Linked DNA regions of Homo sapiens: region 2 is linked to region 1. Evidence: read pairs that join two places in POLR2A ChIA-PET (ENCODE). Cell type or tissue: K562. All regions are shown on one strand. Each heading gives the region's core, and the rest is flanking DNA. Links, peaks and the distances in the headings are about the cores only.

Evidence for each region. ChIA-PET counts read pairs that join two places held together with the same protein. Peaks named below come from ENCODE experiments on the same cell type or tissue, not always from the same donor. Only the 100,000 strongest peaks of a DNase experiment are listed, where the experiment ranks them.
Region 2: POLR2A ChIA-PET joins it to region 1 with 7 read pairs; 2 of 35 experiments call an interaction of 5 or more read pairs at or near these places.

The regions. Positions count from the first base shown.
Region 1 is chr1:160,937,487-160,951,170 of GRCh38, reverse strand. ITLN2 (intelectin 2) reads left to right here. Exons shown (of 8, transcript NM_080878.3): 4 at 1-128; 5 at 460-618; 6 at 1,005-1,125; 7 at 3,139-3,242; 8 at 5,879-6,146. The coding sequence ends at 6,031. LOC101928372 (a long non-coding RNA gene) reads right to left here. Exons shown (of 6, transcript NR_110695.1): 4 at 6,213-6,313; 5 at 5,972-6,105; 6 at 1,249-2,520. Among named protein-coding and RNA genes, the nearest start is that of ITLN2, 10 kb to the left of the region's middle. In K562, for the core only: a CTCF peak has its summit at 8,098 (motif pointing left); a DNase peak (open chromatin) is centred at 5,960; H3K27me3 peaks cover 955 bases.
Region 2 is chr1:160,565,158-160,582,357 of GRCh38, reverse strand. It overlaps CD84 (CD84 molecule), which reads left to right and starts at 2,862. Exons shown (of 7, transcript NM_003874.4): 1 at 2,862-2,966; 2 at 16,613-16,954. The coding sequence starts at 2,921. CD84-AS1 (CD84 antisense RNA 1) reads right to left here. Exons shown (of 2, transcript NR_188634.1): 2 at 11,225-11,419. RefSeq lists an enhancer at 6,443-6,492. In K562, for the core only: no CTCF peak of the experiment used is centred there; no DNase peak of the experiment used is centred there.

The DNA of each region.
Region 1 (13,684 bases), core at 4,402-8,401:
AGTGCACGGTGGGTGATCGCTGGTCCAGTCAGCAGGGCAACAAAGCAGACTACCCAGAGGGGGATGGCAACTGGGCCAACTACAACACCTTTGGATCTGCAGAGGCGGCCACGAGCGATGACTACAAGGTTGGTGCCACTTCTCTCCTACTTGGGTGAGGGTGAGGTGTGGAGTGTGGCTGGCCACCAGCCTGCAGGAGGGAGGGCTGGAAGGTGGGGATATGGGGAAGGGCTGGAGAAGAAGAGAGAAATACAGGACTTGAATCACAACTTCCTCTCAACAAGGCTGTTAGGGCCCTGGGTGGTGGTGGGATCATCAGCTGGGAGTGGGGTGTCTGAGCGTGGCTGGCCATCTGCCTACTGATCCCAGAGCTCTCAGCCCAGCTGAGGCTGCACATGTGGACCTTCTGCCTCCTGGTACCTCCTGGCCCAGTCAGGCTCAGTGTCTGTTGCTTTCCAGAACCCTGGCTACTACGACATCCAGGCCAAGGACCTGGGCATCTGGCATGTGCCCAACAAGTCCCCCATGCAGCATTGGAGAAACAGCGCCCTGCTGAGGTACCGCACCAACACTGGCTTCCTCCAGAGACTGGGACATAATCTGTTTGGCATCTACCAGGTACACAGGGCTGCTGGCTGGGGGGCACTTTCTTTGGTGAACAGAGATCGAAGTGTCTAGGGTAGGGGGCAGATCTGTCCTGTGGTTCCACATCACTACTGAGTGGTTGGCTGTTTCTCCTTCCTTTGATTCACTGTGAACTCATGTCTGGCCTCTCAGAAACTCTAAGCCAGCAAGGAAGAGGCCTGTGGGACAGGAAAGCATGGGGAGAAAGAGACAGGGACAAGGGGTTTGGGGCTGTTGGGGAGACACAGCTATGGGGAAAAGCAGTCACTATTATGAGGATTGGTTTTGGGTAATGGCAGTTAATTTGAAACCCCTCCTCCCCCCACACTGTGGCAGCATCTCTACTGTCCTCACAAAACCTTTCTTCTGGGTCTCTGCAGAAATACCCAGTGAAATACAGATCAGGGAAATGTTGGAATGACAATGGCCCAGCCATACCTGTGGTCTATGACTTTGGTGATGCTAAGAAGACTGCATCTTATTACTCACCGTATGGTCAACGTGAGTGTTTGCTCCCTAAGTCCAGTCATAAATATTTTCTTGTACTCTTGGAGAATGGTGGCAAATAACAACAATTAATAATTGCTAGTATTTACTGAGCACTTAAAATGCACCAGACTCTTGTCTTGGAACTTAACATGATTTTGTGTCATTTAATTACCATGAGAAAACTATGAAGTTAGAATTGCTGTTATCCCCATTTCACAGCACGTAATCCCAGGTTTCTTCATCACCACCTTGTATACTCTTATAATTGTGGGGAAAAGAAAAAGAGATCAGACTGTTACTGTGTCTATGTAGAAAGAAGTAGACATAAGAGACTCCATTTTGGTCTGTGCTGAGAAAAATTCTTCTGCCTTGAGATGCTGTTAATCTGTAACCCTACCCCCAACCCTGTGCTCACAGAGACATGTGCTGTGTTGACTCACGGTTTAATGGATTTAGGGCTGTGCAGGATGTGCTTTGTTAAACAAGTGCTTGAAGGCAGCATGCTTGTTAAAGGTCATCACCACTCTCTAATCTCAAGTACCCAGGGACACAATACACTGCGGAAGGCCGCAGGGACCTCTGTCTAGGAAAGCCAGGTATTGTCCAAGGTTTCTCCCCATGTGATAGCCTGAGATATGGCCTCGTGGGAAGGGAAAGACCTGACTGTCCCCCAGCCCGACACCCACAAAGGGTCTGTGCTGAGGAGGATTAGTAAAAGAGGAAGGCCTCTTTGCAGTTGAGATAAGAGGAAGGCATCTGTCTTCTGCTTATCCCTGGGCAATGGAATGTTTTGGTGTAAAACCCGATTGTATGTTCTATTTACTGAGATAGGAGAAAACCACCTTAGGGCTGGAGGTGAGACATGCTGGCGGCAATACTGCTTTTTAATGCACCGAGATGTTTATGTATGTGCACGTCAAAAGCACAGCACCTTTTCTTAACCTTGTTTATGACACAGACATTTGTTCACATGTTTTCCTGCTGACCCTCTCCCCACTATTACCCTATTGTCCTGCCACGTCCCCCTCTCTGAGATGGTAGAGATAATGATCAATAAATACTGAGGGAACTCAGAGACTGGTGCTGGTGCGGGTCCTCCTTATGCTGAGCGCCAGTCCCCTGGGCCCACTTTTCTTTCTCTATACTTTGTCGCTGTGTCTCTTTCTTTTCTCAGTCTCTCGTTCCACCCAACGAGGAACACCCACAGGTGTGGAGGGGCAGGCCACCCCTTCAATAATAGTTAAGAAAAGGTGCATACAAAACATTAGCTGGGCATGATGGCGCATGCCTGTAATCCCAGCTCCTCGGGAGGCTGAGGCAGGAGAATCGCTTGAACCTGGGAGGCGGAGGTTGCGGTGAGCTGAGTTCACACCACTGCACTCCAGCCTGGGCAACAAGAGCGAAACCCTGTCAAAAAAAAAAAAAAAAAAGTGCACACTGAGGTTCACAGGAAAGAACCACTAGCAGAGTGGTGAGAGAGATTTACTTTTGTTATGAAGGATAACTTTAATTATCTTACAAAAGACAGTTTTCAGTATAATAAGAGCACAGAAGTTAAGTTGTGGATAAAAAAATCAAAGACATCACTGTTTGCCTTTGATATTTTGATGAAAGCAGGTGATGGTCAGGGAAACTAACCCATGGTAATTGGATGAGAAGTGTGTAAACAGCAATAGGCAGCCACATCTGATCATTGCTTATTCCTGCTGGGCCTTCTCAGATCTTTTTGGTAATCTTTTTGTAGAGTCTAGTTTCTCCTGTAAGCTGTAAGCAGACCTGGGTCCTTTTGTGAGTCCCAGCCTTTGTCCTCTTGCCCCCTATGAACAGAGGTTTCCTTGGGGACAAGTTTAGGACTGACGTGCACCAGCCACTGGCCATAAAGGTACTGGGCTGCACCCCTACAGCCTGGGGTGTTTGGCTGTAGCCTCAGCTTTTGGCTTAGGGAATCCCTGGACTGGCCAATGGGATGCTGCTTCTAGTTCATCCTTTGACTACTTGGCTGTTTCTTCACCTCTTCTTTTTCAGGGGAATTTGTTGCAGGATTCGTTCAGTTCCGGGTGTTTAATAACGAGAGAGCAGCCAACGCCCTTTGTGCTGGGATAAAAGTTACTGGCTGTAACACTGAGCATGTGAGTTTTTGGGGAGATCAATGGCCCACGTGTGGGGAAAAGAAAGAGAGATCAGATTGTTACTGTGTCTATGTAGAAAAGGAAGACATAAGAAACTCCATTTTAATCTGTACTAAGAAAAATTGTTTCTGCTTTGAGATGCTGTTAACCTGTAACTTTAGCCCCAACTCTGTGCTCACAGAAACATGTGCTGTAATGAATCAAAGTTTAATGGATTTAGGGCTGTGCAGGATGTGCCTTGTTAACAATATGTTTGCAGGCAGTATGCTTGGTAAAAGTCATCGCCATTCTCCATTCTTGATAAACCAGGGACACAATGCACTGCGGAAAGCCGCAGGGACCTCTGCCCAAGAAAGCCTGGGTATTGTCCAAGGTTTTCCCCCACTGAGACAGCCTGAGATATGGCCTCATGGGAGAGGAAAGACCTTACCATCCCCCAGCCTGACACCCGTAAAGGGTCTGTGCTGAGGAGGAGTAGTGAAAGAGGAAGGCTTCTTTGCAGTTGAGGTAAGAGGAAGGCTTCTGTCTCCTGCTCATCCCTGGGAATGGAATGTCTGGGTGTAAAGCTGACCACTCCCATTCATTCTATTCTGAGATAGGAGAAAACCGCCCTGTGGCTGGAGGCGAGATATGCTGGCAGCAATACTGCTCTGATACTCTTTGCTACACTGAGATGTTTGGGTAAAGAGAAACATAAATCTAGCCTATGTGCACATCCGGGCACAGTACCTTTCCTTGAACTTATTCATGATACAGATTCCTTTGCTCACATGTTTCCCTGCTGACCTTCTCCTTACCTGTTGCCCTGCTACACTCCCCTCACTAAGATAGTAAAAATAATGATCAATAAATACTGAGGGAACTCAGAGGCTGGCACCGGAGCAGGTCCTCCGTATACTGAGTGCTGGTCCCCTGGTCCCACTGTTCTTTCTCTATACTTTGTCTCTGTGTCTTATTTCTTTTCTCAGTCTCTCATCCCACCTGACGAGAAATACCCACAGATGTGGAGGGGCTGGCCCCCTTCACCATGTGTGTGCATGGGTATGCACATGTGTGTACCTGTGTGGGGTGTATCAATGTGTGTCTCTGTGGTTACTCGCTTACTCTCATTCTGTTTACTCTCATTACTCTCCTGATGATGTCTTATGAATATAATTTATTTTTTATTTCTTTTTTTTTCTTTGAAGAGTCCTTTTCTTTCTTTTTTTTTTTCTTTGAGACAGAGTCTCGCTCTGTCACCAAGGCTGGAGTGCAGTGGCGCGATCTCAGCTTACTGCAAGCTCCACCTCCCGGGTTCATGCCATTCTCCTGCCTCAGCCTCCCGAGTTGCTGGGACTACAGGGGCCCACCACCACGCCCCACTAATTTTTTTTGTATTTTTAGTAGAGACGGGGTTTCACTATGTTAGCCAGGATGGTCTTGATCTCCTGACCTCGTGATCCGCCCGTCTCGGCCTCCCAAAGTGCTGGGATTACTGGCGTGAGCCACCACGCCCAGCCTGAAGAGTCCATATTTTTAATAAAAATTAAGTGGTACAAAGTTTGGAGTAGTAGATGCCAGAAGTTGAGTATAATTTATTTGTCTTTTAAATCTTATGTATTTATTTATTTATTTTTTGAGAGGGAGTTTCACTCTTGTTGCCTGGGCTAGAGTGCAATGGCAGGATCTCTGCTCACTGCAACCTCTGCCTCCCGGGTTCAAGTGTTTCTCCTGCCTCAGCCTCCTGAGTAGCTGGGATTACAGGAATGCACTGCCACACCCGGCTAATTTTTTTGTATTTTTAGTAGAGATGGGTTTAGTAGAGATGGGTTTCTCCATGTTCTCAAACTCCTGACCTCAGGCAATCTGCCCACTTTGGCATCCCAAAGTGCTGGGATTACAGGCATGAGTCACCGTGCCCGGCTGAGTATAATTTATTTTAATGGAATTCAGTTTATCAAACTTTTCATTTATGGTTAGTACTTTTAATGTTTTCTTTAAGATGTACCTCCTTACACCGAGGTCGTGAAAATATTCTCCAATATTAATCTTAACTTTTAGAAGCTTTATATTTTTATTGTTTTTCCAGTCTTGTAGGAGACAGCACCACAGTTGTAGTGGTGGGAGATTGTATTTGAGGGACATCCTGTGCCTAGGGGTTGGAGGAAGAGAGCGTCAGAGCCATCAAGAACAAGGGCATTCACTTAGGGCCCCCTTCCCTCCCCAACTGACAGTCTGAACTCACGGTTCCATCTTCCCTGCCCCAGCTTTCAGCTTTTTCATTTTCCAGCTAAGATGAGGCAGCTATTCTCTCATGGAGGGACTCGCAGATTAGAATTCGGAGGATGACGACCACGTGGGCAGTGGGGGTGGACTAGAGTATATGTCTTTATGCCCTTTTCCTTGACAAGTTTCTCTACTGGCTCTGTGCTCCTCAGACTGTCCATTAGTGCGTGTTTGTGTATGTTCCTGCATGCATTACTACTTTAAAATACATGCATAGGGCCAGGTGTGGTAGCTCACACCTGTAATCCTAGCACTTTGGGAGGCCGAGGCAGGCGGATAACTTGAGGTCTGGAGTTCGAGACCAGCCTTGCGCTCACTGGTGTCAGCAGCAAATCAAATTCCTCACAGTGTTTCTTCTTTCTGTTTCCCAGCACTGCATCGGTGGAGGAGGGTTCTTCCCACAGGGCAAACCCCGTCAGTGTGGGGACTTCTCCGCCTTTGACTGGGATGGATATGGAACTCACGTTAAGAGCAGCTGCAGTCGGGAGATAACGGAGGCGGCTGTACTCTTGTTCTATAGATGAGACAGAGCTCTGCGGTGTCAGGGCGAGAACCCATCTTCCAACCCCGGCTATTTGGAGACGGAAAAACTGGAATTCTAACAAGGAGGAGAGGAGACTAAATCACATCAATTTGCAACTCTATGTTTCTTTGAATTCTTTTTATAAATTGGCTGATGTGTTGAGGGATATTTTAAAAGAATACCTATGGTTCTGGTGAATTCCACCTCACATATTCTGGGCTTGCACAGTGGCTAGGAAGAACCCATTGAATAAAAATAAATGTTCACTTCAGCAACACATATACTAAAATTGGAACAATACAGAGAAGATTAGCAAAAAGATATAAAAAAATTGAAAAATAAAAAGACATTCTGGGCCAGGGATGGTGGCTCATGCCTGTAATCCCAGCACTTTGGGAGGCCGAGGCAGGTGGATTGCCTGAGGTCAGGAGTTTGAGACCAGCTTGGGCAACATGGCAAAACTTCATCTTTACAAGAAGTACAAAAATTAGCTAGGAAGTAATGCGTGCCTGTAGTCCCAGCTCCTCAGGAGGCTGAGGTGGAAGGTTGGCTTGAGCCAGGGAGGCAGAGGTTGCAGTGAGCCAAGATCTCGCCATTGTACTCCACCCTGGGTGACAGAGCAAAACTTTACCCAAAAAAAAAAAAAAAAAAAGAAAAGAAAAGAAAAATAAAGACAAAGACATTCTGGGTTTGGAATTTCAAGTCTCATCTGTCCCAGAACACAAGTATGTTCCTGTTTTTAGGAGATCCCTGAACTGGATTTAAGGACAAGAGAAAATATTTCATGTTAGTTCTTCCTAATGCACCTTTATTAGCTAATTAAATTAAGCCTTCAATATAAACATATTAAAGAAGAGAAACAGGAGATAGCACAATCACCCATTTCTTTTATTCTTCCAGCTTTAGCAGACAGGGTAGTCTCTCCAGAGGTGCATGTGCCTGGCCACATCTGGAATCCCAACTCTAGTTGCTTACTAAAAAGGAGAGATGGCCAGGTGTGGTGGCTCACACCTGTAATCCCAGCACTTTGGGAGGCCGAGGCAGGCGAATCACAAGGTCAGGAGTTTGAGACCAGACTAGCCAATATGGTGAAACTCCATCTCTACTACAAATACAAAAATTAGCCAGGTGTGGTGGTGTGCACCTGTAGTCCCAGGTACTCAGGAGGCTGAGGCAGGAGAATCGCTTGAACCCAGTAGGTGGGGGTTGCAGTGAGCCAAGATTGCACCACTGCACTCCAGCCTGGGTGACAGAGCGAGACTACATCTCAAAAAAAAAAAAAAAAAAAAAGAGAGCCAGGCATTCCAATCAGGTCTCAAACAGGATGTTGACTACAGCAGTCCTGGCTGGTGAAGAGGGCTTGGACGTCTTATAGTTTTTTTGCTCCAGGCTGGGTGCGGTGGCTCATGCCTGTAATCCCAGCACTTTGGGAGGTCGAGGCGGGTGGATCACGAGGTCAAGAGATCGAGAACATCCTGGCCAACATGGTGAAACCCCGTCTGTACTAAAAATACAAAAATTAGCTGGGTGTGGTGGTGGGTGCCTGTCATCCCAGCTACTCGGGAGGCTGAGGTAGGAGAATCACTTGAACCCCAGAGGCGGAGGTTGCAGTGAGCTGAGATCGTGCCACTGCACTCCAGCCTGGGCAACAGAGTGAGACTGCGTCTCAAACAAAACAACACAACACAAAACAAACAAACAAAAAGTGCTTTGCTCCAAATGCAAATCTAATCATAACATTTCCCAAACCCATTACCACACTTTTTCTCCATTGCTCCCTGTGGACTAGAGCATTGGTTTTCAAATGGGATGGGAGGTAGGAGATGTAGTGGTGATTTTACCTCTCAGATAGGGTTTTTCACCTCTCAGATAGGGTTGCCAGATTTAGCAAATAAAGATATGGAAGGCCAACTTAAATTTGCATTTCAGATAAACAATCGATAATATTTTTAGTATGTTTGTCCCATGCAATATTTTACCTGGCAACCCTACATCTAGGGAACATTTGGCAATGTCTGGAGACACCGCAATGAGTGGTGGTGGAAGGCCTGGCAGGAGCGCTACTGACATCTAGTGAATAGAGGCTGGAGATGCTGTGAAACACCTTACACTGCACAGGACATCCCTGCTCCATGACAAAGAATGGTCTGATCTCAAATGCCAGCTGTGCTGCCATTGAGAAACAGAGGATTTTGTTTAAATTCTATAGAATGGAAGTCATGAAGCCCTGACAGCTGAAGGCAATAAAGAACTTTTTTTTTTTTTTTTTGAGATGGAGTCTTGCTCTGTCGCTCAGGCTGGAGTACAGTGGCAAGATCTTGGCTCACTGCAACCTCTGCCTCCCAGGTTCATGCCATTCCCCTGCCTCAGCCTCCCAAGTAGCTGGGACTACAGGCACCCACGACCATGCCCGGCTAATTTTTTGTATTTTTGGTAGAGACAGGGTTTCACTGTGTTAGCCAGGATGGTCTTGATCTCCTGACCTCGTGATTTGCCTGCCTCAGCCTCCCAAAGTGCTGGGATTACAGGGCTGAGCCACCGTGCCAAGCCCAAGAGCATTTAAAAAAAGAGATTTAAGGCCAGGCATGGTGGCTCACGCCTGTAATCCCAGTACTTTGGGAGGCCAAGGGGAGCGGATCACCTGAGGTCAGGAGTTCGAGACCAGCCTGGCCAACTGGTGAAACCCCATCTCTACTAAAAATATTAAAAATTAGCTGGGTGTGATGGCAGGTGCCTGTAATTCCAGCTACTGGGGAGGCTGAGACAGGAGAATTGCTTGAACCTGAGAGGCGGAGGTTGCAGTGAGCTGAGATTGTGCCACTGCACTCCAGCCAGGGCAACAAATAGTGAAATTCCATCTCGAAAAAAAAAAAGATTTGAACAAATGTACCCAATGGCTTTTTTTGTGTGTTTTGTTTTTATAGTTTTCATAAGGGTCTATTTTATTATTGGTGGGTAACACATTTAATATTTAAGCCCGTTTAAATAATGTATAGACGACTGCATGCAACATGCACCATGGCTGTAACTGGATAGAGAACCAAGTCAACTGAAGACCAGCTAACAAGAAACTAAATATTTAAAATACTAAATATTGGGAAGGGTTCCAAGATGGCCAAATAGGAACAGCTCTGGTCTGCAGTTCCCAACGTGATCAATGCAGAAGACGGATGATTTCTGCATTTCCAACTGAGGTACCTGGTTCATCACATTGGGACTGGTTGGACAGTGGGTGCAGCCCACGGAGGGTGAGCTGAAGCAGGGTGGGGCATCACCTCACCTGGAAAGCACAAGGGGTTGGGGGATTTCCCTTTCCTAGCCAAGGGAAGCTGTGACAGACTGTAGCTGGAAAATCAGGACACTGTCACCCAAATACTGTGCTTTTCCAATGGTCTTAGCAAATGGCACACCAGGAGATTATATCCTGCACCTGGCTCAGTGGGTCTCACGCCCACAGAGCCTTGCTCACTGCTAGCACAGCAGTACAAGATTGAGCTGCGAGGTGGCAGCCTGGCTGGGGGAGGGGACGTCTGCCATTGCTGAGGCTTGAGTAGGTAAACAAAGTGGCCTGGAAGCTTGAACTGGGTGGAGCCCACCGCAGCTCAAGGAGGCCTGCCTGCCTCTGTAGACTCCACCTCTAGGGGCAGGGCATAACTGAACAAAAGGCAGCAGAAACTTCTGCAGACTTAAACATCCCTGTCTGACAGCTCTGAAGAGAGCAGTGGTTCTCCCAGCACAGTGTTTGAGCTCTGAGAATGGACAGACTGCCCCCTCAAGTGGGTCCCTGACCCCTATGTAGTCTAACTGGGAGACATCTCCCAGTAGGGGCCAACTGACACCTCATACAGCTGGGTGCCCCTCTGAGACGAAGCTTCCAGAGGAAGGATCAGGCAGCAATGTTTGCTGTTCTGCGATATTTGCTATTCTGCAGCCTCTGCTGGCGATACCCAGGCAAACAGGTCTAGAGTGGACCTCCAGCAAACTCCAACAGACCTGCAGCTGAGGGACTTGACTGTTAGGAGGAAAACTAACAAACAGAAAGGAATAGCATCAACATCAACAAAAAGGACATCCATGCCAAAACCCTATCTGTACTTCACCATCATCAAAGACCAAAGGTAGATAAAACCACAAAGATGGGGAGAAATCAGAGCAGAAAAGCTGAAAATTCTAAAAACCAGACAGCCTGTTCTCCTCCAAAGGATTGCAGTTCCTCGCCAGCAATGGAACAAAGCTGGATGTAGAATGATTTTGACAAGTTGACAGAAGTAGGCTTCAGAAGGTCATAATAACAAACTTCTCTGAGCTAAAGGAGGATGTTCAAACATATCGCAAGGAAGCTAAAAACCTTGAAAAAGGATTAGGCGAATGGCAAACTAGAATCAACAGTGTAGAGAAGACCTTAAATCACCCGATGGAGCTGAAAACCATGGCACGAGAACTATGTGACGCATGTACAAGTTTCAGTACAAGCTTCAGTAGCCAATTCAATCAAGCAGAAGAAAGGGTATCAGTGATTGAAGATCAAATTAATGAAATGAACTGAGAAGAGAAGTTTAGAGAAAAAAGAGTAAAAAGAAATGAACAACACCTCCGAGAAATATGGGACTATGTGAAAAGACCAAATCTACGTTTGATTGGTGTATCTGAAAGTGATGGGGAGAATGGAACCAAGTTGGAAAACATGCTTCAGGATATTATCCAGGAGAACTTCCCCAACCTAGCAAGGCAGGCCAACATTCAAATTCAGGAAACATAGAGAACACCACAAAGATACTCCTCGAGAAGAGTAGTATCTTGGTGAATCTGACACATAATTGTCAAATTCACCAAAGTTGAAATGAAGGAAAAAATATTAAGGGCAGCCAGAGAGAGAGGTCAGGTTACCCACAAAGGGAAGCTCATCAGACTAACAGCATATCTCTCAGAAGAAACTCTATAAGCCAGAAGAGAGTGGGGGCCAATATTCAACATTCTTAAAGAAAAGAATTTTCAACCCAGAATTTCATATCCAGCCAAACTAAGCTTCATAAGTGAAGGAGAAATAAAATCCTTTACAGACAAGCAAATGCTGAGAGATTTTGTCACCACCAGGCCTGCCTTACAAGAGTTCCTGAAGGAAGCACTAAACATGGACAGGAACAACCGGTACCAGGCACTGCAAAAACATGCCAAATTGTAAAGACCAGCGATGCTAGGAAGAAACTGCATCAACTAACAAGCAAAATAACCAACTAACATCATAATGACAGGATCAAATTCACACATAATTAAACTTAAATGTAAATATTAACAATATTAACCTTAAATTTAAATGGGCTAAATGCTCCAATTAAAAGACACAGACTGGCAAATTGGATAAAGAGTCAAGACCCATCAGTGTGCTGTATTCAGGAGACCCATCTCACATGCAGAGATGCACATAGGCTCAAAATAAAGGGATGGAGGAAGATCTACCAAGCAAAAAAAAGCAGGGGTTGCTATCCTAGTCTCTGATAAAACAGACTTTAAACCAACAAAGATCAAAAGAGACAAAGAAGGCCATTACATAAAGGTAAAGGGATCAATTCAACAAGAAGAGCTAACTATCCTAAATATACATGCACCCAATACAGGAGCACCCAAATTCACAGAGCAAGTCCTCAGAGACCTACAAAGAGACTTAGACTCCCACACAATAATAATGGGAGACTTTAACACCCCACTGTCAATATTAGACAGATCAACGAGACAGAAGGTTAACAAGGATATCTGGGACTTGAAGTCAGCTCTGCACCAAGCTGACTTAATAGACATCTACAGAACTCTCCACCTCAAATCAACAGAATATACATTCTTCTCAGTTCCACATTGCACTTATTCCAAAATTGACCACATAGTTGGAAGTAAAGCACTCCTCAGCAAATGTAAAAGAACAGAAATCATAACAAACTGTCTCTCAGACCACAGTGCAATCAAATTAGAACTCAGGACTAAGAAACTCACTGAAAACTGCACAACTACATGGAAACTGAATAACCTGCTCCTGAAAGACTACTGGGTACACAACGAAGGCAGAAATAAAGATGTTCTTTGAAACCAATGAGAACAAAGACACAACATACCAGAATCTCTGGGACACATTTAAAGGCAGTGTGTGGAGGGAAATGTATAGCACTAAATGCCCACAAAAGAAAGCAGGAAAGATCTAAAATTGACACCCTAACATCACAATTAAAAGAACTAGAGAAGCAAGAGCAAACAAATTCAAAAGCTAGCAGAAGGCAAGAAATAACTAAGCTCAGAGCAGAACTGAAGTAGATGGAGACACCAAAAACCCTTGAAAACATCAATGAATCCAGGAGCTGGTTTTTTGAAAAGATCAACAAAATTGATAGACCACTAGCAAGACTAATAAAGAAGAAAAGAGAGAAGAACCAAATAGATGCAATAAAACATGATAAAGGCGATATCACCACTGATCCCACAGAAATACAAACTACCATCAGAGAATACTATAAACACCTCTATGCAAATAAACTAGAAAATCTAGAAGAAATGGATACATTCCTGGACACATACACCCTCCCAAGACTAAACCAGGAAGAAGTTGAATCTCTGAATAGACCAATAACAGGCTCTGAAACTGAGACAATAATTAATAGCCTACCAACCAAAAAAAGTCCAGGACCAGGCAAATTCACAGCTGAATTCTACCAGAGGTACAAAGAGGAGCTGGTACCATTCCTTCTGAAACTATTCCAATAAATGAAAAGCAGGGAATCCTCCCTAACTCATTTTATGAGGCCAGCATCATCCTGATACCAAAGCCTGACAGAGACACAACAAAAAAACAGAATTTTAGACCAATATCCCTGATGAACATTGATGCAAAAATCCTCACTAAAATACTGGCAAACCCAATCCAGCAGCACATCAAAAACCTTATCCATCAAGATTAAGTTGGCATTATCCCTGGGATGCAAGGCTGGTTCAACATGCATGAATCAATAAACGAAATCCATCACAAAAACAGAACCAAAGACAAAAACCACATGATTATCTCAATAGATGCAGAAAAGGCCTTTGACAAAATTCAACAGCCTTCATGCTAAAAACTCTCAATCAACTAGGTATTGATGGGACATATCTCAAAATAGTAAGAGCTACTTATGACAAACCCACAGCCAATATCATACTGAATGGGCAAAAACTGGAAGCATTCCCTTTGAAAACTGGCACAAGACAGGGATGCCCTCTCTCACCACTCCTATTCAACACAGTGTTGGAAGTTCTGGGCAGGGCAATCAGGCAGGAGAAAGAAATAAAGGGCATTCAATTAGGAAAAGAGGAAGTCAAATTGTCCCTGTTTACAGATGACATGATTGTATATTTAGAAAACCCCATCATCTCAGCCCAAAATCTCCTTAAGCTGATAAGCAACTTCAGCAAAGTCTCAGGATACAACATCAATGTGCAAAAATCACAAGCATTCCTATACACCAATAACAGACAAAGACAGAGAGCCAAATCATGAGTGAACGCCATTCACAATTGCTACAAAGAGAATAAAATACCTAGGAGTCCAACTTACAAGGGATGTGAAGGACCTCTTCAAGGAGAACTACAAACCACTGCTCAATGAAATAAAAGAGGACACAAACAAATGGAAGAA
Region 2 (17,200 bases), core at 7,842-11,841, 370 kb after region 1:
GTAAAATAAAATACACAGTATTAAAAAAAATCTTGTAATACCATTTCCACATAAGAAATTCATCTCTCCAGTAAATTACATATCACCATAAACAAAAATATACAGGAACTGAGAGAAATCAATAACTCTACTGTTTTGTGCAAATGCAGTTGAGTTTATGATCACAACTGCCCTTATCTATAAGTCTGCTAACCCTTGAGCCTTGAAGGGAAAAGATAAACACCAGCAGCCAGTGTTTTAATTGTACCACAAGAAGGCCTGAACAACAAGAACATTTTTCCTGCATTGGTTTCATCAATACCCTGTCATTGAAGTCAGGAAATACCTTGCCAGTAAGGGACTGCGTTTTAAAGTTATTTTGATATTGGACAGTGCCCCTGGCCACCCAGAGCCCCAGGAGTTCAACAGCAAAGGCACTGAAATGGTATACTTCTCCCCAGACATGTTTCTAATTCAGCCTCTAGAACAGGGGGTCATAAGGACCTTTAAGGCTCATTATATACGTACTCTATGGAAAGAATTGTCAATGCCTAGGAAGACAACCCCAGGAGAGGGCCATCATGAAAGTCTAGAAAGATTACACCATTAAAGATGCTATCATTGTTGCAGAAAAAGTGGTGAAAGCCATTAAGCCTGAGACAATAAACTCTGCTTGAGGAAACTGTGTCCAAATGTTGTGCGTGACTTCACAGGATTTATGACAGAGCTAATCAAGGAAATTATGAAAGATATTGTGGATATGGCAAAAAAAAAAGTTGGGGTAAAAGGTTTCAAGAAATAAATCTTGGCAAAATTCAAGAGCTAATAGACACCACACCAGAGGAATTAATGGAAGATGACTTGATGGAGAAGAATGCATCTAAGCCAGGATCAAACAATGCGGAAGAAAACATAGAAGCAGCAGTGCCAGAAAACAAGCTGACATTAGACAGTCTGACAGAAGGCTTCTGACTATTCGGGACCGCTTTTGACTTCTTTTATGATATGGGCCCATCTATGGTATGATACAGGCACTAAAACTAAAACAAATGGTAGAAGTAAGAAGGGGTACCATATAGAAATATTTTTAGAGAAATGAACAAGCAAAAAAGTCAGACAAAAATTAAATATACTTCTGAAAAGTTACACCGACTGTGCCTGTCTCTTCCACCTTCCCTTCAACCTCCTCTATCTCTTCTTCCCCAGGGACCCCTGAGACAGCAAGACCAACTCCTCCTTATCCTCCTCCTCCTTAGCCTACTTAACATGAAGATGATGAGGATAAAGACCTTTATGATGATCTAATTCCACTTAATGAACAGTAAATATATTTTGTCTTCATCATGATTTTCTTAATACCATTTTATTTTCTCTAGCTTACTTTCCTGCAAGAATATGGTAAACAATGTATATGACACATAGAATATGTGTTAATCAACTGTGTTGTTGGTAAGGCTTCCTGTCAACAGTAGGCTATTAGTAGTTGAGTTTAGGGGTGTCAAAAGTTATGCATGGATTTTCGACTGGTTGAGGGGACAGCACTCCAAACCCCTGCATTGTTCAAGGGTCAACTATATTCAGTATTATGTAAGTATATATGGGAAATGATCAGCAGGATTATTTAATGTGTGACTCTAGAGGCCAGGTTACCTAGGAATGAGCTAGCTAGCATGAGGACTCGTCTCAGTTAAAAAAAAGCTCCTCCAGGTCTCAGGGGTAGTGTCCCCAGCCTTCTCATTACTCCCCAAAACAGCTGAGTCAAACTTAAATATTCATTTCTATCCCCATTCCCAGACAACATCTCCCATACACACATTACACAATCACTCTTATTCTTGTTAACCAAGATGAAGACCCTCTACAAGAAATAGTCCTGTTACATCTAGCTCAACTCCACCTAAGCCTGCCTCTGCACCTGCTGTCTCTCATGCCCAGGAGTCACAGTCTTTGCCAAGTGACACTGCTGGCTTTTAACTCAGTTCCCTAATTCACTGTGTGATATAGGGAAAAGTCACTTCCTCTCCTTCTGAGCCAGTTTCTCCATCTGCAAAATAGATTCAATAGTCTAAAAATCCCTTTTGACTTCATTTTTATCAAACACTTTTTGTGTCCCTAATAAGGTGTGATCATAATCATAATGTTTCATGATGATATCATGGAATTATACATAATTATATGTATGTAGTTATACTATATTATATATTAATATATTATATAATTATATATTATTGTATCATATATAAATATAATTATATATTATTAATATAATACTTAATATTGATTATGTTAAATAATATCACATGTTGATTATACATTATAATACATAATCATGTACTTGTGATCATTTTATATAACTATAATTATGTAATTTTAATTGCTATGTTTTTTTAAGCTCCTACCATATGTCAAAACATTTTTCCTCTTTCATATCCCCCACCGCCATTCGCCTAATAATGGTAATTCATTCTTTGAGCCTGTCTCAGGTTGGTTGTCAGTTTCTTTAGGAAGCCTACTCCAACTTTTCTTAGCCTGAGTTAGATGCCCCTATTCCTCTCATAGTTCCCTGTATTTTTCCTATTGCAATGCTTACTACATTAAATTGGAACTGCTTATAGAGTTGTTGATTACTCCAAAAAAGAGTATAAATGCCATGAAAGGAGGGTGATCAATTGTTTTGTTGCTCTGTATATTGCCAGCACCCAGAAGAGGGCCTGGCACATAGTAGGCACACAATAAATATGTGTTGAATAAATAATTAATGCTAGGCACTTTAAATTGGAAAAAACTAGCACAGTAATACAAAGACCAATGTTAACTAAATCAGTTAACATGCACTTCCTTTCTTAAATGTCGTTATAAAAAGGAGGAAGAAAACTCAAGTGAAACTGACTCTGCTAGAACAGTGCCGTGCTTTTCCACAGAAGGTTAGACCCTGAAAGAGATGGCTCAGCACCACCTATGGATCTTGCTCCTTTGCCTGCAAACCTGTGAGTTCTGACCCTTGCTGATCGCCTCCTAGTTTTCCATAAAGTTTTAAAAATTGCCCTTAAGGAAGACATTGAACTGTCTTTTTGATCTGTGTTTAGCAGAACACCCTGGGTCTCAGTATCTACTGTACTCAACAGGATCCAACTGGCTGGGGAGAGACTTAAAATTCAAACCTAAGTGTTTAGGTTCAGCTTTAAAGTTTATATTACTGAGTTATATTTCTGAGATCTGGAGATCTCAGTTTCCAAAGGTCTGAGGCAAATCCTTCTCAGAGGAATCAGCACTTGGTAAACCCACCCAAAAAGCCTGGCAAAAGAAAGATCTTCTAAAAGCTTGAATGACTTACAAGCAATTTCTTCTTGGCATTCAATTGTGATGGCGTTTGAGAGAGAAAAATGTCTTTCCTAATTATAGTTGATTGTTCTATCAGGTTAGAGTGATGGATGACTCATCGTTATCATTGTTGAGCCTCATCTCTATAAACTCCCTTTATTTTCAAAACACAGAGCTATTACTCTGCTTTTATCCTCAACAAACTCTAAAATAAATGAGGAAGAGATTACTATCCCATTTTTTACAAATAGTCTCAAAAAAGAGTTGGAGAACTTGAATTAAAAACCCTATTTTTCTTACTTATGGCATAACAGTAAACTAAAAGAACGACATGAATATTGATTGTTATTTGTACAAAGAAAATTGTAACATTAACATAGATCTGGGAGTGCTGTGTCATTGTACATGTTATCTCCTTAAATACAAACAATTGCTCTAACAGAAATTTACTATGTTTGGAACTTCTAGATCTACTTCTAGTATCTCTTGCCAGTTCTGAAAATGCACTAGCAGAATTCTGGCATGAGTTAGAACCCTGGGAACCTAGTACGTTTGGATTTTCTGTAAAGGTAGAATCAATGCACTGTGATCTCTCTGGTTTCTTTGGCCATTTCAAGCTATGGCTCCTTTAATTTGAACTTCATGGAGATTGTAACCACTAGTCAGACCAAATTTTTGGAGCCTCTGCTGGTCGCTCTAGAATGGCAGACAGAAAATGCAAGTAGATGAGGAATGGTACTAGGGATGTCCCTAATCTTCCAGAGAGAGACCAGACAAGGTAGCATTTGATACCACTTAATTTGCAAAACATTCTACAATGTTTATGCCTACATTCTTATGTCATCCATATGAAAACCATTGAGATGAGCAAGATAGACGTTATTAATCCCATTATGCAAGAAAAATAATAAATTAAGATTTAGGGGTTTAAAAATTCACCTGAAATTTCACTACCTAAATTGGTAGAGCTGGAAATAGACATTGGTTTTTCTAATTCCAAGGTTAATCCCAATCCCATTGGTTCTTCTTTCTGCTCCACCTGACCTCTTCACTCATTGCTTTCAAATTTTTGATGCTCTTCAAAAGGTTAATACCTGCTAAGATAAAAGGTAGCTCTAGGATACACTTCTTTCATCTACTGAAACTGAAATAAAGTTGTCAAATCAGCTAGTAGTGAATTGTTTACAAGTTTTGTGACCTAGACGAAGTTACATTCCTCCTCTGACTCTTGTTTCAGCTTCAAAATGGGGAGGTATTAATACAGTAGAATTGTTTTGAGAATCAAAATGATGATAATGCATGTACAACACTTGCCATGGTACCTGAATATAGTAAGTGTTTAACAGATATCAGCTAATGCTACTATTTTTCACACTCGCTTTTCATTCATTATTAGGAAGAGCCATGGCTTTACCACACAGAGATCCTGGGCAGGACTCCTCTGTCAGGGAATTGTCCAAGGAACATAAACAGGAGAAAAGGTGGTGGGAGTTTGAGCTTAGGTGTTGGTTGTCTGGGTTCTGGAAAAGGAAACTAGGAGTGAGATATTCATTTCATCAAGGATCCATGAAAGGGGAATGGGAGCTTGTTTTTATAAAAGTGAAGCCAGGAGTACTTTTTACATACTGTCCACCTTTACTGAATTATCTGTTTGCCTCTTAAGGATTATTCTGCAAACCTTTTCTGAGCACAAAAATATACCATGAATTCCTCCTGCTGCTGTTCCTGGTAGAGGTAGTCCCTTACATTCAGTATTGGGCTTAGGAGTCTACACTTTACACATTTCCCTGGAATTCAGAGCAGTTGAAGAGGCTGAGAAGCAGTGGAGAGATGCAGGGAGAAATCCCCATTTCCCCTCAGAAATCACCGACATAAGGAAAGTCTGAGTGTGCAAACTTATGACTGTTCCATGTTGGAAAAGTTTTCTCTGAGTCAAAATTCACAGTCTTATGCTCTGATGCCAACTTTCTGATCATGACTTTGGAAACACCATGACTCTGACTGTCTCTCCACATACCCTGGGAGACACTCCCACTCTGAGGGTAGGAGATGAAGGAGTCCACCAGTTTTAATCCTTGCCCACCCCCTCTACATATACTGTCTCATACTCTTAATTCTTCCTTTTCTCTGCCCCATTCGTATTTCTATTTCTTCAACTCCCTGTCTTATCTCCCATCAATAATAGTAATAAGTAACCATTTATGGAGCAATCACTGCATATTCAGCATTACTCTAAGTAGTCTACAGTTATTATTTTGTTTAATCCTTACAATACACTATGAGATAGATACGGTTTATGTGCACATATACAGATGAAAGCATTGATACACAGAGAGTCAAAGGCCACTTAACCAAAAAGTGAAAGAAGTAGAATTTAAGCTTCAGAGTCCTTAGACTTCACCTCTGAGTCATGCTGCCTCCACCCACATTGATGCTGAAGTGGAGTAAATTACTCTCCCTACTATTAATGTTTGGGAATATGTCAGTAAAGAGTGATGATTTATTTATTTCTGTCAAGACAGGATTATTCGGATAGAATCTGTGCCTTTCTCTATACCCACCCACAGAGGAGGAAGGAGCTGTTGGCAGGTCCTTGCCAATAACGGAAGTTTAGGCAGGGCAGTGAGGCAGAATACCCAAGCAAACAACCATCTCCAGACATATTTCAAATACCGTTCACTTTAATATTATTCAAATGTGATTTGAATTAGTTTCTTTAAACAAATAAAAGTCCAATATCAGCATGATGTTGATGTCTTGTTGGATGTTAAACATGGTCATGGGCATTTCAGCAGTTGAGACCTAAAATTCTAAGAAATGAGTGGGCTCACTATGGGTAACTGGACCCCAACCATCATCCTGGGGCTCAGAGACAGGAAGCATACCTGTGGAAGTATGCTGACAAAACAACCTGCCACTGATCTGAAGTCCTTGCATTGAGGGGTCTTCAAGATAAGGACAAGGCCTCTGTATTAGAATGAGATTTAAGCAGATGACTACCACAGACATTCAGAAAAGGGCTCAAAAGCAGAAATCCAGTTATAGAAATGGAAATATATTACATATGGGTAAAACTGCTTATCAAAAACCCAGCTTCCAAACAGAGGGTGGAAAGCTGTTCCCCCTGTGATAACTCAGGCCTTCAGTGGAAGGCAGCGGAGGCCTACCTTGTCAGCTCCAAGTGCTTGAAGCAGTCCTGGAGATCAATATGGAGGCCAACAAGGCAGCCAGAGCACCTTCGCAACAGGAGCCTGATGGTCGGTGCCAAGCCATTCAGGCTACTGGAGTATTCCTAAATCAAACCTTTCTTGTCTTGGACCTTAGGAAAGGGATGGACCTGTAAGTTTGGAGATCACTGGGCTCATCTATGTGAAACTTGGAAAGAGGTATGAGCAATCAGCTGGGGGCTGATATAGGTGGAACTGACTAGGTACTCTTGTTTCCTTTGTTATACTCAGTGTTCAAGTACACGCTAATAGAGGGCAGCAATGTTAAAACGGATGGCTATGATCTCATGTCTGTTTTGAGATTTTGTGTGTGTGTGTGTGTGTGTGTGTGTGTGTTTTGAAGGAACTGATTCAAGTAAACCTAAATCCCAATAAAGGTGATATAAAGTAAAACTCCCAGGGGAAAACAATGTACTATTGCATGGGGGTAGTAGGTTCCTTTTTCTTAAAACCTCATGATCAAGGACTTTCCGTCGCTTTGGAGAATGACACAAAATTTCTGCCTGCCCAGCCCTGTGCTTCCTCTTCCCCTCTATGTCCCTTCACTCAGTGTGAGCAGTTATAATGGACTCTCTTTTGGGCACCACATGCTAAAGCTACCTCTGGTCACTCTCCCAGACCTACAATACTCAGCGATGTTCCACCCCCACTTTTTGACTCTAGGAGGCAGTGGGTGGAGAAGAGGAGAGGAAGTTTAGCTAGTGCCACAAAAAAAGAACAAGAAATGTTTGTCTGGAGGATCCTAAGAAAGTAAGGGGGTGGAGGTGTCTGTTAAGCAACTGTGCAGTCTTCCCCATTTCCACTCTTATTAATAGCTACTTGCTGACTTTAACATCTCCCCAATACCCCAACTCTAATTTTTCCCTTCGTAGTTGTCTGAGGTGTTATTTTAGTCTCTTTGAAGATGTTTATTTGTTTTACATAGCAAACATATATAGTGCCTAGTATATGCCAGGCACTATTCTAAGAGGTCTACAAATATCAATTCATTTAACCCTCATAATATTTTTATGAGGTCAAATATTGTGCTACTATTACCTTCACCAATGTGCTAATATTACCTTCATTTTAAAGCTGAGGAAACTGAGGCACAGAGAGGTTACTGACTTTCCCTGGGGTTCATGGCCAGTCCCTGACAGAGCCAGGATTCTAGCCCAGGCAGGCTAGGCCTCAGTGACTAACCCATGGTGACATACAGGTGATTCCACAAGGCAAGGCTCTCCTTAGGACCACTAGACTCTCCTCCATTAGTACACACACTTGAGAGCACCCTCATGTCATTTAATCCTAATAATTCCTCAAAGTGGCAGGACAGCTCTGTTTTATTTCTTTTACCAACTAGAACCCTCTGACTTAGCAAGTAAGTGACATTCATGGTCATTTAGCTAGTCAACAACAGACCCTAGACTCAAACATGTTTCCTAATCCCTGATTCAGGACACTTTTACTAACTATGCTGTGGGTCCCCATTTTGTGGATCTAAAAAATTTTCTTCACAAACAGTATAGAATATAGAAAGAAATTGCAGTTAGCCATCTGATTCTTGTTAATAATCAGTTTAAATACTTGACCTTTCACATCAAGACCCAGAGATCAGTAAAGAGTCCTCTCTTGCCTTCACTCTTTCTCTTGCTGAGATTTTCTGCCTTGTTTTTCTATTGTTGGAAAAGATTAATTGAGTCAGTTGCAAAAAAAAAAAAAGCTTTGTTTTTTTTTGTTTGTTTTTGTTTTTTGTTTTGAGACAGAGTCTTGCCCTGTCACCCAGGCTGGAGGGCAGTAGCACAATCGTGGTTCATGGCAGCCTTGACTTCCCAGGCTCAAGTGATCCTCCTGTCTCAGCCTCCCAAGTAGCTGAGACTACAGGCATGCATTACCATGCCTGACTAATTTTTTTTTATTTTCTTTTTCATAGAGATGGGATCTCATTGTGTTTCCCAGGCTGGTGTTCATTTTTTCAACAAACATTTAATAATCATCCACTAGTTCTTGGAGGAACAGTAGTGATTGAAACAGACAAAGACTCACATTCTTGATAATTGCATTATAGTAGCAGTGTATTGAGGGGATGGGTTGGGAGACAATCAATAAATAAGCACAGGCAATGCTTTAGTGGTGATAACTGCAGTGAAGAGAAGGATAGTAAGGCAAGGCAAGAGAGAAGGATGGGGTGGGGATTGCTGTTTTAGGCACAGTGACCAGGAAAGCTCTTTCTAATGAGATGATGTTGGGAGAAAACCCTGAACAAAGTGGGGGACTGCTGAAAAGAGTGTGGTAGGAAAAGAGGAGAACAACAGGTGCAAAAGCTCTAAGGCAAAGTGCCCTTGGCCTGTTTACAGAACAGAGGGAGCTGATGTGGTTGGAGTAGGGAAGTAGGGGAAGATCAGGCAGAGCCTAGTAGTGATGGTTAAGATTATGAAAGGAGAATAGAGAGCTCCCCAGACTCCAAGGGTACACTGTGTTCATTTTTAATAGAATCTAAGGAGAATTATGGGGTTTTAGGTCTATATAACCTCTCCATTGTCATCCATATTTGACTTTGGATTCCACCCAAAACATCAGTAAGTTTTGCTTGCCCAGCCTTGAAGAATTTTCCTCTCATGAGTTAAAAGCCTCATACCTCAACAATCTTTATACAATCTATATATATGGGTTTCTGATTCTTTTCTATTTGTTTTTTGTTTTTTCAAATATTCTTCTTTTTCTCACGATCCCTATTGTCTTCTTCTAGTCAGTGGCTTTGAGCTGCCTAACCATGAAATGTACATTTGTAAAATCCATCCATATCCCTAGGATCATCCAGGGAAACAGGGTTATCATCTTAGACACAGAAAGGTGTATTGCATTGGGAAGGGTGCCCCAGCCCAATCCAGGAGGGGAAGGCAACCTCCAGTGAGCAACCAGTCCTCAGTGATCTCTTTCAACACTGGTCATCCTGCTCCCTGAGTCCTGGGCTCCCTCTTTGCCATAGCTACCTAAGAGTCACAGTGAACAGGTTTTTCCATCTAAGCCTGCACCCCAGGGTTTCAGCCTTTTCTTGCCTTTGCTTCTCCTCTAGAGGTATGGCCTTTCTCCTACCTTTCCCATTTGTGTTCTGGCATAAGAAGGTCACGAAATCACACTCTTTGGAAAAGGTTGTAAATGTGGGTTACCACTTCTTCACTGGGCTCTCAAGGGTAGTTAGCAAACACTTGATCCCCTTCATCAATCTCTTGTTGACTCCCTATGGTGTTCCTTATAGTAACATTCCCCCCCCCAATTTTTACATTCACCAAAATAATAGCAACTACCATTTATATGTGCCAGGCATTGTGCTAAGTGCTTTATCTTCGCAATTGCATTTAATAATTATCCACACTTTACAGATGAGGCACCTGAGGAACAGTGAATTTCAATAATTTTCTCAAGATAACACAGCTACGTTCAAATATTCCTAGATTCAAAATCTGCACCTTTAGTCTGTATACCTCCTAGCTGGTCCCACTCTTGCCTCCTCACTGTTGCCAGTTAGTCTCCCCTCCTACATTACTGAAGAGATGAAGGCCACCAAGAATGACTATCTTCCATTTTATCCTATCTATTCCAAAATGTCCACTGTGTATTAAGCACCTTCTATGTGTCCTCAAAACAATTCTATAAGGCAGGCATTATTATAGCCCATCTTGTAGTCAAGTAAGATCAGGGCCTCAGCAAATGTCAGGGATTGAACATGAGCACAAGCCCACCTGGCTCAAATCTATGCTCACTCTACTTCACCAAGCAGCCTCTTCCTATCACCGTCTTTAATAACATCTCAAAATACCTTTGCTCTTTCACTTATCCTTTCCTTTCCCCTTTCCACTTCAGGTGAGGGTGTGACCCTCCTTAAATCTACAGCTTCCACTGCCTGCCCTTTCCTTTCCATCTTTTGTTCCATGACAAGCATTAGTAGCCTGTGTATCTTGTGCTGTTCTGCATACCAGAGGTTTAAGGCAAGGCCCCTGGACTCAGTCATTCACAGTGTCCAGAACACAGACACGCAGATTGATGACCACCACACAATGTGGCAAGTGCTATGAGAGGGAAACCTGGAGTTCCAGAGAGGCCATGAGCAGGAGCATCTAACCTAGAGCAGGCCCACTGGGGACATCTCTCTCTGCTTACCCTCCCTAGCTCCTCCCCCCCAGCCCCCAGTCTCTTCTATTTTAAAACAAAAATAAATTAGTTTCACCTGACCTTCTAGCTACTGTCCTATCTCATCACCCTTCTTTCACTGTCAAGTTTTTCCTCCATGCTTTACCACCTACTCTGTCAGTCCCCTAGACTCTGGCCTTCCATCGAGTTGTCTTACTTGTACTACATTCTCAAAGGCCATCAATAACCTCGTAACGGGCAAACCCAGGGCCATTTTCAGTCTTTATCCCGTTGAACGCTGAATCATTAGACATCAGTGGCAATCTCCTCCTTGAGACTCTTTCTCCTCTCTGTGATATGGCCCACTATTGGTGCCTCTCTTGCACTCTTACTGCTTGGTCTCTTCTGTTTCTTTTGATGGTGTCTCTTCTATAAATGTGAGCACTCTCGCAGGGCTCAGTCGTGGACTTCAGGCTTACTCTTCCTGAATGACCCTCCTCTCCTTCACCCACGCCATTTCTGTGGATGATCTCTAAACCCGCTGGATTTCAGTGTTACAGTAAGTACCAGAGACACTAAAATAAGAATGGCTTAAACAAGAAAGAGGTTTATTTCTTGCTCATGTAAAAAAGTGCGGAGTTGGCAGTTCACAGTCAGTAGAATAGTTCACAAGGTCATTGGGGTTCCAACTTCTATCTTCCTGCTCCACCATCCTCAGAACTTGGCTTCCTCCTCATGACTCAGAATGTCTGTCTAAGATCCAGCTGTCATGACCTTCTGGCCTGCAAAAGCAAGGAAGAGATGAAAACAGCAAATTTCCCTCTTTTTATGTATTTATTTATTTATTGGTTTTCTTCTGAGACAGGGTCTCACTCTGTCACCCAGGCTGGAGTGCAGTGGTGTGGTCTTGGCTTACTGCAACCTTGACCCCCTTGGGCTCAGGTGATCCTCTCATCTCAGCCTCCTGGGCAGCTGGGACTACAGGTGTGCACCATCATGCCCAGGTATATTTTGTACTTTTTTGTAGAGACAGGGTTTTGCCATGTTACCCAGGCTGGTCTCGCACTCCTGGACTCAAGCGATCCACCTGCCTTGGCCTCCCAAAGTGTTGGGATTACAGATGTGAGCCACCATGCCAGGTTCCCACTCTTCTTAAAGACACAGAAGTCATATACAACACTTCCATTTTTATTCTGTTGGGCTGAACTTAGTCATATGACCAACGTTAGCTAGAAGAAAGCAGGACAATATAGTCTTTACTCTGGGTGGCTCTATGCCCTGCTAAAAATTAGTGATTCTATTAATAAGAATGAAGGAGGGAACAAATATTGGAAAACAGCTAGCAGATTCTGCCACAGTGCCCCAAATAATACTTCAAGTCCATTCTCTCTCCTTATCTTCCATCATTCCAAGAGCTTACTTACATGGTCCACCATCATCTGAAGTTTAATATTTCTAACACTAAACTTTCTTCCCCCTTTGACTTCTTTCCATCATAAACTTTATGAGTTTTTCAATGACATAAAGTAGAAACTCAAAATATATTGATGAACAATTGAATTCTAGCAGATGCCTCTTTATTTCTTGCCTTTCTTTGTGTTATCATCAAATCCAGCCCTTCCTTTCCATTCCCATTATCGTCCCCTGGTTCATGCCCAGAAGACTACAGTATCCCTAAATGGCCTCTCTGATGCAGCCTCTCCTTCCTGTTTTCCTCCCCACACATCATTACTACATTACAATGACTAAAACATTATTTTAATCTTCACTCGCAAAAACCTTAATAGTTCCCCTCTGCCTCTGATGGAGACCTCAAACTCAAGGCTGTCTCAAATCTAAACCTAATTTGTATCTCCAGCTGTACCTCTCCCCACTCTGATATGCAAATCTATATTCATCCAATTAACATCACAGGTTCTGCTTCTAAACTTTTGTTCAGGATCCGAGGACTTGAGACACCCCTCCTTTCCCTTTCCATCAAGTAGAATTCTATTCAGCCTTCAAAATCCTCCTCAAATTCTACTTTCTTTGAGATGTTTTTTCTAACCACTACAGCTCAGCAATCCCTCCCTTCTTAGAATTCCTACCGTAATCACTGTTTCTACCATTCACTTGAATTTATTATTCACTATCTCATATTGCAAAGGAGAATTGTGTGTGTGCGTGCGTGCGTGCGTGCGTGTGTGTGTGTGTGTGTGTGTGTATCTTATTTCCCTAACCGGGTATCAAATTCCCCCCGAAAGGCAGAGAATCTGTCTTTGCCATAGACTAGCATAGTGCATTTCATGGTAAGTCCTCAAGATGTTTTTGTGCCACAAGTTATCTCTGAAATTAGATTTTACTAAGGTCACTTCCAGTGATAACATAATGTTAGAGTCCCTTTAGCACCCAGAAAAATAAATATTGGGATTGATTGATATGGACACTCTTTCTTTTAAATCTTAAAATCTTTTAAGAGCAGAATAAAGTCTATCCAGGGTACCTGAAACTGTCCCTCCAGGCTTTACTTGAATTAGCCCTTAAAAATGGCTTTTGATATATGCTCCAGTATGGCCCCGGCATCACCAACGCCATCATAAGGGTGGCCTAGGGCAGGCCCAAAGGGCATGTACCAATTGTTGAAGTGATGATAAAGAACATACGATGAATGTTAATATATCAGTATCAACTCCAGAAATAACTAACATTTATTTTACCTTGATGATCAGCAAAGCATTTCTACTCATATTACATCATTTGCTGCTCACCAAACAGGACAAATAGCATAATTATTATTTTCATTCTATGGATGAAGAAACTGAGGTTCAGAAAGGTTTTGTGACCTGTAATCCCAGCATTTTGGGAGGCTGAGGCGGGCAGAGCATTTGAGGTCAGGAGTTCAAGATCAGCCTGGCCAACATGGTGAAACCCCGTCTCTACTAAAAATACAAAAACTAGCTAGCCGTGATGGCATGCACCTGTAATCCCAGCTACTTGGGTGGCTGAGGCAGGAGAACTGCCTGAACCCGGGAGGTGGAGGTTGCAGTGAGCCAAGATCACTCCACTGCACTCCAGCGTGGGTGACAGTGAGAGAGTGAGACTTTGTCTAAAAATAAATAAATAAATAAGAAAGGTTTTGTGACCTCGTTAAGGTTGTCCAGTTCATAAGTAGAAGTACTTGCACCTACACCTTCTGCCTCCCTATCTTTCCACTGCATGCAATGGTTTTGCAGCTGCTTCTCTCAGAGCACAGTTGGAGTGTTTGAAGGTGGCAGAATCTTCATCTTAAACATGTGCAACCCCTTTGCCTTTTCCAGCAAGCAAAGTATTCTTGCCAACAACACCAGCAGCACAAATAACAGCTTCCCCCAGCTTTGCCTACCCACCACCCCCACTGCCTGATTGCTCTTTGATACCCCACCAACACTTCCTGAATGACTTGCTACAGGAGATGAGACATACTTTTAAAACTGCACCACACACCAACCACTGTGGCTGCTCAACGGCCCTAATATTAAGAAGGTCTCAGCCTTAACAATCTACCTACATACTTCCTGGGGTTTAGTGAGAGAACCCAGCAAAATTACGAGTCTGTGGAATCTATGTTCTGTCTCTCTCCTCACACCTAATCTCAATCCACAGAGTGGTGTGGCAATTAAGCACTAGGGCCTGACTTCAAAAAAGACTTGAGACGTGGGAGATCTGAGACCAGGACTGGCTAGATAATTTGCGAGGCCCAGTGCAAAACGAAAATGGAGGGCCCCTTGTTTAAATAGTATGTAGAATTTAAAGGTGGCAACGCAGCCTTAAGTCCAGTTCAGGGTCCTTTTGAATTCAGGGTTCTGTGCAACTGCATAGATCACATGCCCATGCCTGGACCATCCAGGGATTCACGCTGGGACACTCCAAATACCCCTCTCCTAGAACCCGTCAGCCCAGAAAAACAGTTTATCTGGGAAGAATTAATGTTCTTAAATTTTGGCAAACTATGACTCTTACCACCAAAGGCAGCATTAGCCTCTTTCTGACCCGCTACCCCAATGGCTTATTTCTATTGCTTTTACCATTTAGCACTCATCGTGTTGTATTGTCTTTCACTTGTGACCACATCTGTCTTATTTTCTAGGCTGTGAGCTCCTCAGGGCTGCAACGATGTCCTGTTTATCCCTGTGTCCCTAACACAGCATCTGACACATAATTAGCAGTTAATAAATGTTTGCAGATAAGGGTTCCCAATTTCCCCCTTCCTACTCCCACTCCACATACTCCCCACCCTGTTGTATCTTCTGTACTTAGCCAACCCCCAACTAAATCCTCAGGCCTTGTCCCGGATACTGCTCCTACGGGAAAATCTCTGTTGGTCAGAAAGGAAAGAGCTTTACATCAGCTGTTCCTGGGGCTCTTTCAGTGGTTGCTGAGCTGAAGAGCAAGGGTAGCCATAGTGAGACAACACCATCAGGTTAAGAAATCGCTTTTTTTGTGCCACTTTCAAGGGACGTGTATACTTTATGATCCTTATTCTTCCGTATACCAAGCCTTGGATAAACTTTAGGGTCAACCTGAACCCACTTATGTGGAAAACTGATGTCTGGTCATCAGAGCCTACATGCAACCAGTACACACCAGAACCGCTCAACTAGTTTGTTTATGGCTAACACCCTTTCTGATTGGTCAAGGCCCACGTCATATTGGTTATTAAATACTTTGGATATCATCTATGCTTGCCCCAAACAGTGTTTCTCACTAAAGAGCCCTCATTGAGAATTATAGGATAATGAAGAAGAGGAGGAGAAAGAGCAGAAAAATAATGTCTTGAAGTTACATTGTCTCTCATTTTACAAACTATATATTAAATCAGTTTATCTTCAAAAGTGATAGAGGAGAGAAAAGGGAGGAGAAAATAAGCTTTTCATCTTCCCATGTTACATTTTAAAAGTATTCATCCTTAAGTTTTCACTAGGAAATGTTCCCTCGATTCCCAGAACAGATCAAGTCCCCTTGCTGGTCTCTCTCAAATCACCATAATGCTTACATATTTTGTGCCTATCCATTTGTTTCTATGGTTATCTGATCAACATTGGTATCTTCCTCTGATTGTAAGTCTCAAAGAGCAAGAATTATATCTGTTTCTTCTCGCCGTTGTATCCTCAGCTCCTCGTATCTTGTTTAAAAGAGTAGATGTCCAACAAACACTTACATTATAAATTAAATTAACAAATACCCACCATAGTATCTGGAGCAAAACTGATCCTGAATAAATACATGCAACCATTCACAAATGTATGAATGAATAAACGAAACTTGCTTACTTCAGAAGTTGTTCCAAGAGAGTCTAGGAAACTCATGAGTAAATTCTATCAATTAATTCCACAAATATTTATTAAGCCCCTTCTCTGTGTTAGGCACTCTTCTAGAGACTAGGAATATGGAAGTAAACAGAAAAATATCCCTAAAAATCACCAACTTAGGGAATATTTTCTCCAGAGACTCCAAAGCACTCTCTGCTTCTATCTTCCAAGAAAAGAGACAAAAGTGTTACTTGCTTTTTACAGAGATCACAGGAAAATAAAAAGCAATGACCCAAGAGTCCATCAGCCAAGATATTCCAGGTTCTTGTTCTAGCTCTTCCACCACTTGGCAATATGATCTTGGGAAAGAAGTGCACCTAATATCTTAGACTACGTGGAGGCTTATGGCCTTCACCTCTCAAATGCCTTCTAGCTTTCAGAGTCTGTAAGTCTAGGTAAAAATATTTTTAACAAAATGGATCTCTAGTGAGAAACTTAGTTTTTGAATGAGAATGCGTTAGAAAATTTAGTTGTCATAACATATTAAATACACCTAGAGTAGAATGCCAAAAAAAAAAAAAGGCATCCTCAAGAAACTGGGTGAACTGCATTTGTGGCAGCTCCTCAGGGAGCTCCAAGGCCAAAAAGATTAGGAAGTGAAAAAGCTGCAACAGTCAGATGGCTACAGTTTTCTTTTTATGTTCTCAGGGCCGGAAGCAGCTGGAAAAGACTCAGAAATCTTCACAGTGAATGGGATTCTGGGAGAGTCAGTCACTTTCCCTGTAAATATCCAAGAACCACGGCAAGTTAAAATCATTGCTTGGACTTCTAAAACATCTGTTGCTTATGTAACACCAGGAGACTCAGAAACAGCACCCGTAGTTACTGTGACCCACAGAAATTATTATGAACGGATACATGCCTTAGGTCCGAACTACAATCTGGTCATTAGCGATCTGAGGATGGAAGACGCAGGAGACTACAAAGCAGACATAAATACACAGGCTGATCCCTACACCACCACCAAGCGCTACAACCTGCAAATCTATCGTAAGTCATGGGAAGACGGAGAGCTTGTGTTTTATTTTTACTTTGCAAGTTTGCTATCTGAAACACATCTACATTTCTGATAATTGGGTCCCCTAAATCTTTTTATATCTATAAATACTTACATATTGATACATCAATACTTATAAGAGGATGTAGTCTTATTTCAGTCCTGACTTTGCCTGTTTTTAGCTATGTAATTCTTCCATCAGTAGTTGGTCCCCTGGGCCTTGGTTTTCTTTTTTACAT